Linked DNA regions of Homo sapiens: region 1 is linked to region 2. The links are chromatin contacts, found by Hi-C or POLR2A ChIA-PET in ENCODE. All regions are on one chromosome and are shown on one strand. The core of a region is the stretch at or near the end of the contact, and the rest is flanking DNA. Distances in the headings are between cores, read along the strand shown.

The links. A loop is a pair of places that touch in the nucleus more often than their neighbours do. ChIA-PET counts read pairs that join two places held with the same protein, here RNA polymerase II (POLR2A). Pooled maps may share reads with other maps.
Region 1: a loop to region 2 is called in a pooled map, with 7 times the contacts of the local background. The contact joins the enhancer-like site here to the promoter of ELF2 in region 2. A Hi-C loop is called at or near these places in 1 of 37 single-sample maps with no recorded cell type and 4 of 50 pooled maps. POLR2A ChIA-PET finds 5 or more read pairs at or near these places in 2 of 52 experiments (GM12878 and PC-9).

Annotation. Positions count from the first base shown.
Region 1 is chr4:138,974,456-138,979,944 of GRCh38, reverse strand. The region is part of intron 2 of LOC105377448 (a long non-coding RNA gene); the gene reads left to right. Among named protein-coding and RNA genes, the nearest start is that of NOCT, 39 kb to the left of the region's middle. RefSeq lists an enhancer at 1,899-2,720. Within about 2 kb of position 2,329, at least 4 of the 41 ENCODE cell types and tissues checked have a DNase peak (open chromatin) inside an H3K27ac peak, as active enhancers do; they include PC-9, where a contact is called at or near this core.
Region 2 is chr4:139,175,636-139,181,117 of GRCh38, reverse strand. ELF2 (E74 like ETS transcription factor 2) reads left to right here and starts at 3,900. Exons shown (of 10, transcript NM_001331036.3): 1 at 3,900-4,151. It overlaps LOC105379412 (a long non-coding RNA gene), which reads right to left and starts at 4,963. Exons shown (of 4, transcript XR_007058273.1): 1 at 4,770-4,963. RefSeq lists a cis regulatory region at 2,439-2,563, silencers at 2,930-3,309, 3,320-4,279 and an enhancer at 4,880-4,929.

The DNA of each region.
Region 1 (5,489 bases), core at 1,080-3,579, 200 kb after region 2:
TTGCAAGTCATGAAGTGACCTTGGCTGGGATTTTCAGTGACAGTGCATAGGCCATTTCCAGAAAACCTTGCTCTTAAGTATAGCTGTTGAATGAATGGGTGCAAGAGGAGGTTCTCTTCTCCTCTGAGCCAGGATAAAGGCTTGACCTTGCTATTCCTCTATTACTATAGGCACTGACATTCTGCTGTTTTCTCTGAATTTAGCAATGGTCCAAACTTCAGACTGAGTTCTGTTCCCCTTCATATTTTATTTTTGTTATGTTTATTTTTAATCTTTTCAGAGACAGGGTCTTGCTGTCACCCAGGCTGGAGTGCGGTGGCAGCATTGTTACCAGAAAGGGGTCCCGATCCAGACCCCAAGAGAGGGTTCATGGATCTCATGCAAGAAATAACTCAAGGCAAGTCTGCAGTGCAAAGAAAAAGCAAGTTTACTAAGAAAGTAAAGTGGTGAGAGAACAGCTACTCTGTAGGCAAAGTAGGGCGTTCCCTAAAGTAAGGGGAGGAAAACGTCCACCTCAGGTAAAATACTCATATATATATATGATAAAAAAAGATCATGGGGAGACGTGCTCTGATATAAGGGTTTGTGATAAAGGATTAATTTTCTTAATTACTATATTTTGCAAGAATCAACATTATCTTTAAAGCAAAATTTGGGCCAGGCATGGTGGCTCACGCCTGTAATCCCAGCACTTTGGGGGCCGAGGCAGGTGGATCACGAGGTCAAGAGATCGAGATCAGCCTGACCAACATGGTGAAACCTGTCTCTACTAAAAATACAAAAAATTAGCCGGGCGTGGTGGTGCCTGCCTGTAATCCCAGCTACTCGGGAGGCTGAGGCAGGAAAATAGCTTGAACCCAGGAGCAGAGCTTGCAGTGAGCTGAGATCATGCCACTGCACTCCAGCCTGGGCGACAGAATGAGACTCCGTCTCAAAAAAAAAATTAAAATAACATAAAATAAATAAAGCAAAATTCGGAATGCCTTTGTTCTGAAGATATCAAGATATCAGGACACTCTCAAGTCTGGGTCTGTTTAGTAAATGTTATCAATCTGTTCCCTTAACTGTAAATACCTAGAGGCTAGGAATACCTAACTTTCTGGGAATGCAGCCCAGCAAGTCCCAGCCTCATTTTCCTAGTCCTCACTCAAGACGGAGTTGCTCTGGTTTGAACACCACTGACACCATCATAGCAAACCTGAACTCCTGGGCTCAAGCAATCCTTCTGCCTCAGCCTCCTGAGTAGCTGGGAATACGGGCTCATGTGACCACACCCAGCTAACTTGTTAAAATTTTCTTTCATAGAGAGGGGGTCTCACTATCATGCCCTGGCTTCTGTTTCACTTTAATGCACACGGACCTGGGGTCACTGGAAGACTCATTTGGTAGGCTGTACTGGGGATTATTTAGATGAGCCACCAAGAAGGCTTCTGGAAAAGAATTTGTCTCAAGATTAAAGGGCGTCAAGGCACCCAAGCATAATCCAAGCCTTTGCTTCAGGATTGGATGGGGAGTTCTTTTTTTTTCTTTTTTGCCAACCCCAGTCTTGAGCTCTAGGAAGCAGGGACTGGGAGTAAAAACCAAAAGAACTATTTGATTAAAATCTCTGTGATTGGAACCCAGATACCATATCTGACAACACAAAGGTGGCTTTTAAGCGCACAGAGGCCTCAGCAGCTCATTGCTGCAGGGAGCCGCACCCCAGAGGGAGGAAATGTGAGATGTCTTAGAGAGCTGAGAGGGCTCAGGTTTGCCCATGGGAGGCATACGCTGGGACTCCTAGAACCCTGGATGGGTGGGGGTCTGGAATTGTGTTCGAAGGACCCACAGCAGCAGGTGGGGTAGATTCAAAGGGATAGTTTTGATATTAATACACCAATCCCATTTCTACCCCCAGGTTGGTATGATGTGCTTTTAGAATACCCCTTATCTCTAGAGACATAATTTATGAACTCTTAATCTGATGGAGGATATATTAGACAGATGTTAATTAAACAATCTCAAAAATATGTTACTTCAAGCTGTGATAAATCCCATGAAGGAGAAATACAGGGTGTCCTGCTGGTATAGAGAGGGGAATCTGATTTGGCCCGGGGTATGTGTGAGAGAGAATAATAAAGAAAGGGCTTCCTGGGGATGTGATGTTTGCACTGGGGAGGAGAGGATGCAAAGGTCCTGAAGCGGATGTGACCAGGTCAAATAAATGACAAACTGAGGAGGGGAGGGAAGCAGAACTCATGAGATGTTTCTTCTCTGATTTGCATTTTTAAATGGAGAGTTGCATTTGTGAAAGCAGAAGTTAGTGCTCGAAGGGTCCGTCTTGCACAGTTGGTCAGCTCTGTTTTTCAACACATGTGGAGTGGGAGGGGCACAGTATCCAATAACTAGGACTCTAATTATGTCTCAGTCACCAACCACGCGTAGGATTTTAAGCAGATTTCTTTTTCTTTTTCTCTTTGAGATGGAGTCTTGTTCTGTCGCTCCGGCTGGAGTGCAGTGGCACGATCTCGGCTCACTGCAACTTCTGCCTCCCGGGTTCAAGCGATTCTCCGGCCTCAGGCTCCCAAGTAGCTGGGATTATAGGTGCCCACCACCACGCTGCGCTGATTTTTTGTATTTTCAGTAGAGACAGGCTTTCACCATGTTGGCCAGCCGGTTTTGAACTCCTGACCTCAAGTGATCTGCCTGCCTCGGCCTCCCAATGTGCTGGGATTACAGGTGTGAGCCACTGTGCCCAGCTGAGATTTTGTCTTTATTTTATTTATTTTTTTGAGACAGAATTTTGCTTTTGTTGCCCAGGCTGGAGTGCAATGATGCGATCTCAGCTCACTGCAAACTCTGCCTCCTGGGTTCAAGCGATTCTCCTGCCTCAGCCTCCCGAGTAGCTGGGATTACAGGCATGCACCATCACACCCAGCTAATTTTGTATTTTTAGTAGAGACAGGGTTTCACCATGTTGGTCAGGCTGATCTCGAACTCCTGACCTCATATAATCCACACACCTCAGCCTCCCAAAGTGCTGGGATTACAGGCATGAGCCACCCTGCCCTGCCCAGCTGAGATTTTATAACCTCCATTTTTCTACCTGTAGAAAAGGGCAGAGTATTGGGTGGAGTCCTCCAGATGATCTCTACCATTCCTTCCAATGCTTAAAAAAAAATCTAAGAGTAGATTTTAAAGAGCCCTCTGTTATTTCATTGTTAGAGAATGTGTTTGTTCACTTGTTAACTCCTCACAAGTGCCCAATCTTTCCTGTTCACTCTCAGAGTAGGCCTTAGGAGAATAGAGTTTATTTTGCTATTATGTGAAGTCTTATTATTTTATTTGACACATACTGTCTTTCATTTACTCAACACCTGGGCCAGGTGCTGAATAGTCAAAGGAGAAAAGGATCTGTTGGTGCTTTCCTCCCTCCTAGTCCACTGTCAACTTAGAAGACACACATGGAATTGGATTTTTGCAATAGAAAGTAATAAATGCTTTGCTAAAGATATATAGACAGTGTTAAGAGAGAATATAGGAAGGCCACATAATCCATATATGAGTAGTATAATGGGTTACACTTGGAGATATAAAAAAGCGGGCAGGAGGCCTCAATCCCAGCACTTTGGGAGACCGAGGTGGGCGGATCACCTGAGGTCAGGAGTTCAAGACCAGCCTGGCCAACATGGTGAAACTCCATCTCTACTAAAAATGCAAAAATCAGCTGGGGGTGGTGGCGGGCACCTGTAATCCCAGCTACTCAGGAGGCTGAGGCAGGAGAATGGCTTGAACCTGGGAGGCAGAGGTTGCAGTGAGCCAAGATAGTGCCTCTGCACTCCAGCCTGGGTGACAAAGTGAGATATCGCCTCAAAAAAAAAAAAAAAAAAAAAAAAAAAAAGTAAGCAGGTAAAACATGGTAGAAACATGGTAGATACTTAATAAATGGATGTGACTGAGTGAATAAATTGTTGGCCAAAAAAAAAAAAAAAAAAAAAAAAGAAGCCAAATTCTGTAAAATATTTGAAGAGATTTATTCTGAGCTAAAGGTGAGGACCATGACCTGTGTGACACAGTCCCAGGAGGTCATGAGAACATGTGCCCAGAGTGGTTGGGTTACAGTGTAATTCTATACATTTTAGGAAGACAGATGTTACAGCCAGAGACATAAATCAATACATGTCAGGTTTACATTGGTTCAGCCCAGAAAGGTGAGACACCTTGGGGCGGGCGGGGGTGAGGTAGGGGCGGGGGGGGGGGCGCTGGGCGTGGCTTCCAGGTCATAGGTGGATTCAAAGATTTCCTGATTGACAATTGGTTGAAAGAGTTAAGTTTTGCCTAAAGAGTTGAAATCAACAGAGATAAATGTTTGGAGTTAAGATAAGAGAGGTTGTGGAAGCCAAGATTCTTTTTTTTTTTTTTTTTTTTTGATAGAGACAGAGTCTCACTATGTTGCCTAAGCTGGTTTCGAACCCCGGGCTCAAGTGATCCTCCCGCCTCAGCTTCCCAAAGTGCTGGGATTACAGATGTGAGCCACCAGGTGGCCAACATTCTTGTTATGTAGATGAAGCCTCCAGGTAGCAGGCTGCAGAGAGAATAGATGGTAAATGTCTCTCATCATACCTTAAAAAGTGCCAGACTCTTAGTTGAATCTCTTTTGGATCAGAGGAAGACCTGGAAAGGGAAGGGAATTCTCTACCGAATATACATTTTCCCCACAAGAGAGGACTATGCAGGGCTATTTCAAAATATGTCAAAGAAATATATTTTGGGGCAAAATACTTTGATTTCTCTCAGGGCCTAGTATCTGTCATACAATGCTATACGAGAGGCACGTTGGAATTTGGTATCTTATTGCTACAGAGTCTGTTTATTAATGGCAGAGTTTTAACAATTTATTTATTTCCAACTTTTATTTTAGGTTCAGGGGGTACATATGCAGGTTATATGAGTGAACTGCGTCAGTCTTAAGATCTCTTCTGTTTTTTTTTTTTTTTTTTCTTTTGAGACAGAGTCTCACTCTGTCGCCAGGCTGGAGTGCAGTGGCACAATCTTGGCTCACTGCAACCTCCACCTCCCGGGGTCAAGCGATTCTCCTGCCTCAGCCTCCTGAGTAGCTGGGACTACAGGCGTGTGCCACCACGCCCAGCTAATTTTTGTATTTTTAATAGACAGGGTTTCATCATGTTGGCCAGGATGGTCTGGATGTCTTGACCTCGTGATCCGCCTGCCTCGGCCTACCAAAGTGCTGGGATTACAGGCGTGAGCCACCACACCCAGCCTAAAATCTCTATTTTAATGTTAATGCTGGTCAGTTGTGCCTGAATTCCAAAGGTAGGAGAGTATAATGAGGTATGTCCGCCTCCCGCTTCCCACCATAGCCTGAATTAGTTTTTCAGCTTTCTGTAGAATCCCTTTGGCTGAGAGGAAGGGTCCATTCAGCCAGCTGGGGGGCTTAGAATTTTATTTTTGGTTTACGAAATGAATCATATTGCTGTTATTCTAACTTT
Region 2 (5,482 bases), core at 2,651-5,150:
TTGTATAATTAAAAAATAAACTATAATAAAAATAATTAAATAAAATATAAAAATAATTAAAAAATAAACTATATAACATAAAAAACTATATAACATAAAAAACAGCAAAAGCAATCCAGTTACAACAGAGATTTCCTATTCCATGATCATTAGCTTGCTACTAGGACTACTGGTCACACTAGACTTTTCCTTCTGACCCCTGTTCTCTAGAATGCTTTACTGTAAACCAGGGGTGTCCAATCTTTTGGCTTTCCAGGGCCACACTGGAAGAATTATTATCTTGGGCCACACATTAAATACACTAACACTAATGATAGCTGATGAGCTTAAAAAAAAAATCGCAAAAAAGTATTTTAAGAAAGTTTACAAATTTGTGTTGGGCTGCATTCAAAGCGGTCCAGGGCCGCATGCAGCCTGCAGGCCCTGGGTTGGACAAGCTTGCTGTAAAATTTCTGGGTTCCTTACTCCGCTGGCCTCCATAAGGGATGTGTTTAAGAACCATAGCCAAAGAGCTGCCTGAGACACACCAAGTTAGGCACCTTGCAGGCCAATATGAAGGAAGCAGATTGCTCTTTCTGCTGTTGTTTCAGTCAGCTATCACAACACTAATTCCAGGAACCAACTACTCCAAAACACTATTACTCCAAAACGCTATTACTCCAAAACACGGCTTGAAACAACAATCCTTTATTCTCTAGGTTGCTGACCCCAAGCTGGGACTGGCTTCAGACCTGCTTCATATTTCTTTGACCAGCAAACTAGCCAGGTATGTTCTTCACATTGTGAAAAACAAGAGTGCCAGAGAGGGAAGGAGAAACATGAAATACCTCTTGAGGCCAGGCTCAGAACTGTCACACTCACTTCTGCCTATCTTCCTTTGACCAAAAGCAAATGGACTGATCTAAGCTCAACATGAACAGGATGGAGAAACATCCTATCTCTACTGAGAGGAACTACAAAGCCGTATTTCAAATGGCATGCATGCATGGAGTAGTGAAAAATTGGGAACAATAATGTTATCTACCACTGTTATCCACCTGGGACTTTCCAGCTTACTGCCAATCGGCAGTGGGAGAGAATTTCTTCTCAACGTGGCTGACAACAGAAATTATGTGACTTGGCAGGTGATATCTGTCCCTAACAACAGGAATCAGTCTTTGTCTTTGCCGGCTCCTTAGTATGCTATGTTATGTTATGAAGATGCAATATTATTGATTATTAATTAATTCCTTACAAATATCAAATTGGGCAATGGTTCCCATAAGTGATAAGTTATTTACAAGAAGTGAGATAAAAAGACTCCCTTAGAAAGGGTGCTCTGTTTGCAGAATCCTGTTTATTGTGTATTAAAGATTTGAATGTTACCAAATTGTTACAAATTCTTTAGTTCAAAAGGGTGTCAACAGTCCCATGATTTAGAACTCAGGAATCCAGAAAACTTTGTCAAGAGTTAAGAGGATCTTTGATTAACAGTCACGGTCTCCAGGTTTCCTCTGTGTTCAAGAGTAAAAATTTCTTAAATAAGAATAAGAGCCCTCGGACTTGCTTTTTTTTGAGACGGAGTTTCGCTCTCGTTGCCCAGGCTAGAGTGCAATGGTGCGATCTGGGCTCACTGCAACCTCCGCCTCTCGGGTTCAAGCGATTCTCCTGCCTCAGCCTCCCGAGTAGCTGGAATTACAGGCACACACCACCACACCCGGCTAATTTTTTGTATTTTTAGTAGAGACGGGGTTTCACCGTGTTAGCCAGGATGGTCTTGAACTTCTGACCTCAGGTGATCCGCCCGCCTCGGCCTTCTAGAGTGCTGGGATTACAGGAGTGAGCCACCGCGCCCGGCCTTTTTTTTTTTTTTTTTTTTTTTTTGAGAAGGAGTCTTGCTCTGTCGCCCAGGCTGGAGTGTAGTGTTGCGATCTCGGCTCACTGCAACCTCTACCTCCGGGGTTCAAGCGATTCTCCTGCCTCCCGAGGAGCTGGGACTACAGGCGTGTGCCACCACGCCCAGCTAATTTTTGTATTTTTAGTGGAGACGGGGTTTCACCATGTTAGGCAGGCTGGTCTCGAACTCCTGACCTCAGGCAATCCACCCTCCAGGGCCTCCCAAAGTGCTGGGATTACAGGCGTGAGCCACTGCGCCCGGCCCAGAGTTGCTTTTTAAGAAAGGAAGAGAAGACTCACCCCCAAGAAAATAGAGGCAACAGCAGTATTAACAAAAGAAAGAGATCATTACATTCTTAGGCTCTTCAGGGATTTAAATCTGGAGCCTCCTGCAGCTTTCTGACATTTGAGCCTTACTCTAGGGTGATTTCCACGGTTCCCACGTCCCTTTCAAGAGAACAGCTATCACTTATATTCCTCAGTGTTTCTTCTTTGCTCCAGACTGGTTGTGAAGCCGTAAAAAGGGTAACGCTGGAGCCCAGAAATCAGCTGGTGAATACCGCGCCAGGTGCCAGGTCCATCGCGGCGAGGCTGCAGGAGCCCTGGAGGGGAGCAAAAGGAGCCCCGCGCGCACCGGACAGGCTGTGCTCTTTGTTAAAGAAACAAATACAGAAAACGCCGCGGCGGGGAATGGTGGTGGTGAAGAAATAGACTGAGGCGTTTGTATGCATTAACTGTGCCTACAAAGCCCATTAAAGAGACGCTCCTACACAGGGCAACCCACGGCACCGTGTCATTGGCTTTTGTGCACTTGAAGGCGCGTGAGAGTGCCCCGCTCGAAGGCTCCCCTTTGTGTGAAAGTGTGGAAACCAGAAGCGTGCAGCCACTGCTGGGTTTTCGTTTTCGAATTCGCAGGCACTTGGGCCAAAATACTCCCACACCAGAACACTCTCTCATTCTCGCACCAACAACACTCAGACTTGAGTTACTTCTCCGTTGCGGACCGCGCAAGGAGCGACAATGGCTAGGTGCGAGTGCCCGCAGCTCCCCGGGCAGCTCCAAGGGGCCGCCCGCCGCGCTCCGCAGCTGCGCGCTGGGCCCAGCCACCCGACAGCCAGCAAACGCCGGCACCAACCGCCGCGCGGCCGGGCTGTTGGGCGGGTGGTAATTTCTGGGAATGGGGCGGGGTCGCGGGTGTACTACGCCCGGCTTTTGCTAGCGGGGAGGAGGAGCTGGCGGCGCCGAGGGGCGCGAGGCTGGCGGGGCGGTGCGCCACGTGCGTCACCGGCCGGGGCGGGGCCGGCGTCGCGCTCCTGCCCGAACCCCCACCTTTCACTAAGCCAAGGCTGAGGAGTGGGAACTGGAAAGACCGGGCTAGGAGTTTTTGCAAAACCTCGCCCCCCTGTAACTGTCAGACTGCCCGACTGTGGGGCCGTCTCCGGAGAAGGGCGAGAGTCCTGAGTTGGGGATGCGGTGACGGCGGGGCCTGCGGGGGCCCTGAGTGGCGAGGGTGTGTGCGTGCGGTCCCGGCCGGCGGGGGAAAGCCGGCGGGCGCTGCAGGTGCACGCGCGGCCCCATCGGCCTCACACGCCTGCCCCGTGCGGCAGAGCCCCCTGCACCAATCCGGGGCTGGAGTGGAGAGCGAGATCGGGGAGCCCTGGGCAAGGAGCCGGACAAGTGACGAGCGTCTTTACCTGGGAAGGCGGGTTTGGGAGAAGTTGGGCGAGGAGAAGAGGGCGGGATTCAAGACAGCAAAAGAAGCAGGTTCGGCGGGCTGGTGGGGGCCCGAGGGCGGCGGGGCCCCGCGGGGTATAAATAGCCGGCCCGCGTTTGACAGGCGCTGCGGTGACTGGCGGTGCCGCCCCCGCCCCCCCGCCGCGTGGGGAGGGGAGGAGCACTCTGAGCTGGCGGGGAGGGGGAGGCGGACTCCAGTGTCCTGGTGGAGGCGGCAGGAGGCCGAGGGGGAGGAGCCGAGGCGGGGGGTGGAGGGAGGGGGCCGGGAGCGGAGCGGGGCGGGGGCAACCATTGCTCCCAGCGCCAAGCTCTGTGTCGCCGCCGTCGCCTAGGCGGTTGGGGGTCGGTGGGGCGGCGCGGGCGGGGGTCGCTGCGCGGGGCGGCGAGCCTCTGTTTTGTCTCCTTCTCTCCCTGTGGAGCGGCTCGGGCTGCTGGGGAGGCCCCGGCTCCCTCCGGACGCTCGGCCAACGGCGGCGGCTAGTCCGCGGCCCTGCTGAGAGGGAAAAGGACGCCGCGGTCTTCCCAGGCGTCGCGGAGAGCAGGTAAGAGCGCGGGCAGCCGAGGCTGGTGAGAGGGAGCGCGAAGGGCGCGGCGATAAAGCCTGGCTGTCCCGACTGCCGCCGCCTCCCTCCGCGCCCCCGCCCCGCGCTTGTGTTGTTTGCTTCGGGGTTTGCGGAGGGGTTTTCCGGCGGCTGCGGCGGTGACACCGGCCGGGGGCTGGGGGAAGGGGGCTGAGTGTCCCCAGGCAACGGTCGCGGAGCGGGACTTGGAGAAAGGGGAAGGCGCGCTGCGCGCCTGCCCGCGGGGAGCGCGGGGCGCGGGGCAGGGCTGAGGGAAGAGGTTACAGACCCCGGCGGGGGGGATGGGCCGAGCGCAGCTGGTCTCTCCGTGTTTACATCTCTGCGCGAGTCACCTCTGCCGAGAAGCGGACTGAACTGACCCGCCTCATCCCGCGGGGAGGCCAGGGCGGGGGTCCGGCTCCGGAGGAAGCGCGTCCTGGGAGGGTTTGTGTAGGGCGGGAGTCTGCGGCCGGCGCCGGGGCTGGGCGGCGAGCTCGGGGCGGGACCTGGGAGGCTCCGGCCGCTCTGGGTGGCGGGCAGGCGGGGGGGGGCGCTGGACACCAGTTTCCTTCCCTGTCGTGCCTTATCGCCGCCGCTTACCTTTCCTTCCCGGCGCTGCTAGCTTGCACGACAGGTTGTACTCGGCAGTTCTTTTATTCTCGCTCTCCACGCCGGCACCGTGCTGCCATCTCCCCCTATTCCCCGGGAGGTAGGGAGGCTTTGCTCGGATCGGAATCTGTTTCTTAAGCAAAACAAAAACGGGCTCGTAACAGGCACGTCCAGTGACCGCCTTCTGGATCCTCGCGAAGCTGGTCCTCAGGGACCGCGCGACGGGATGGTCTAGGGGCGCGGAAGGAGGACAGGGAGGGCTCTGCCAGGGCTGGATGCTGACTCTACCCCAGGAGCTTTGTGATCAGGGTAGCCGAGCCCTCTCTTCTGCTCCATTTGGGCATTTTTATTCCATGTCCATAAAGGACTCAAAAAATATTCCGTGACACCAAGAATAATCCAGATCGCACAGTTTCTAATCTTTTTCCCTCTGCCAGCATCCTGGATGGACTCTTTCTAGGAGGCAGATTCGCTGCAGAATAGCCTTTAAGTTTAGTACTTCATTAAATGAGGAAGAGGGGGACACGTCATTGTAAAACTGTTAAAAATTCCCCCCTTTCTTGTGTTCATGAACATTTACTTCAGCTTAATGGTTTAAATTGTAATCCGGTGATGAGAGAATAGTAATCGTGTGTTTGATAATCAGATTTGTTTTCCTTTTTATCTGTGATTCTCTATCCTGAAGTAAATTATGCACTTTCTTT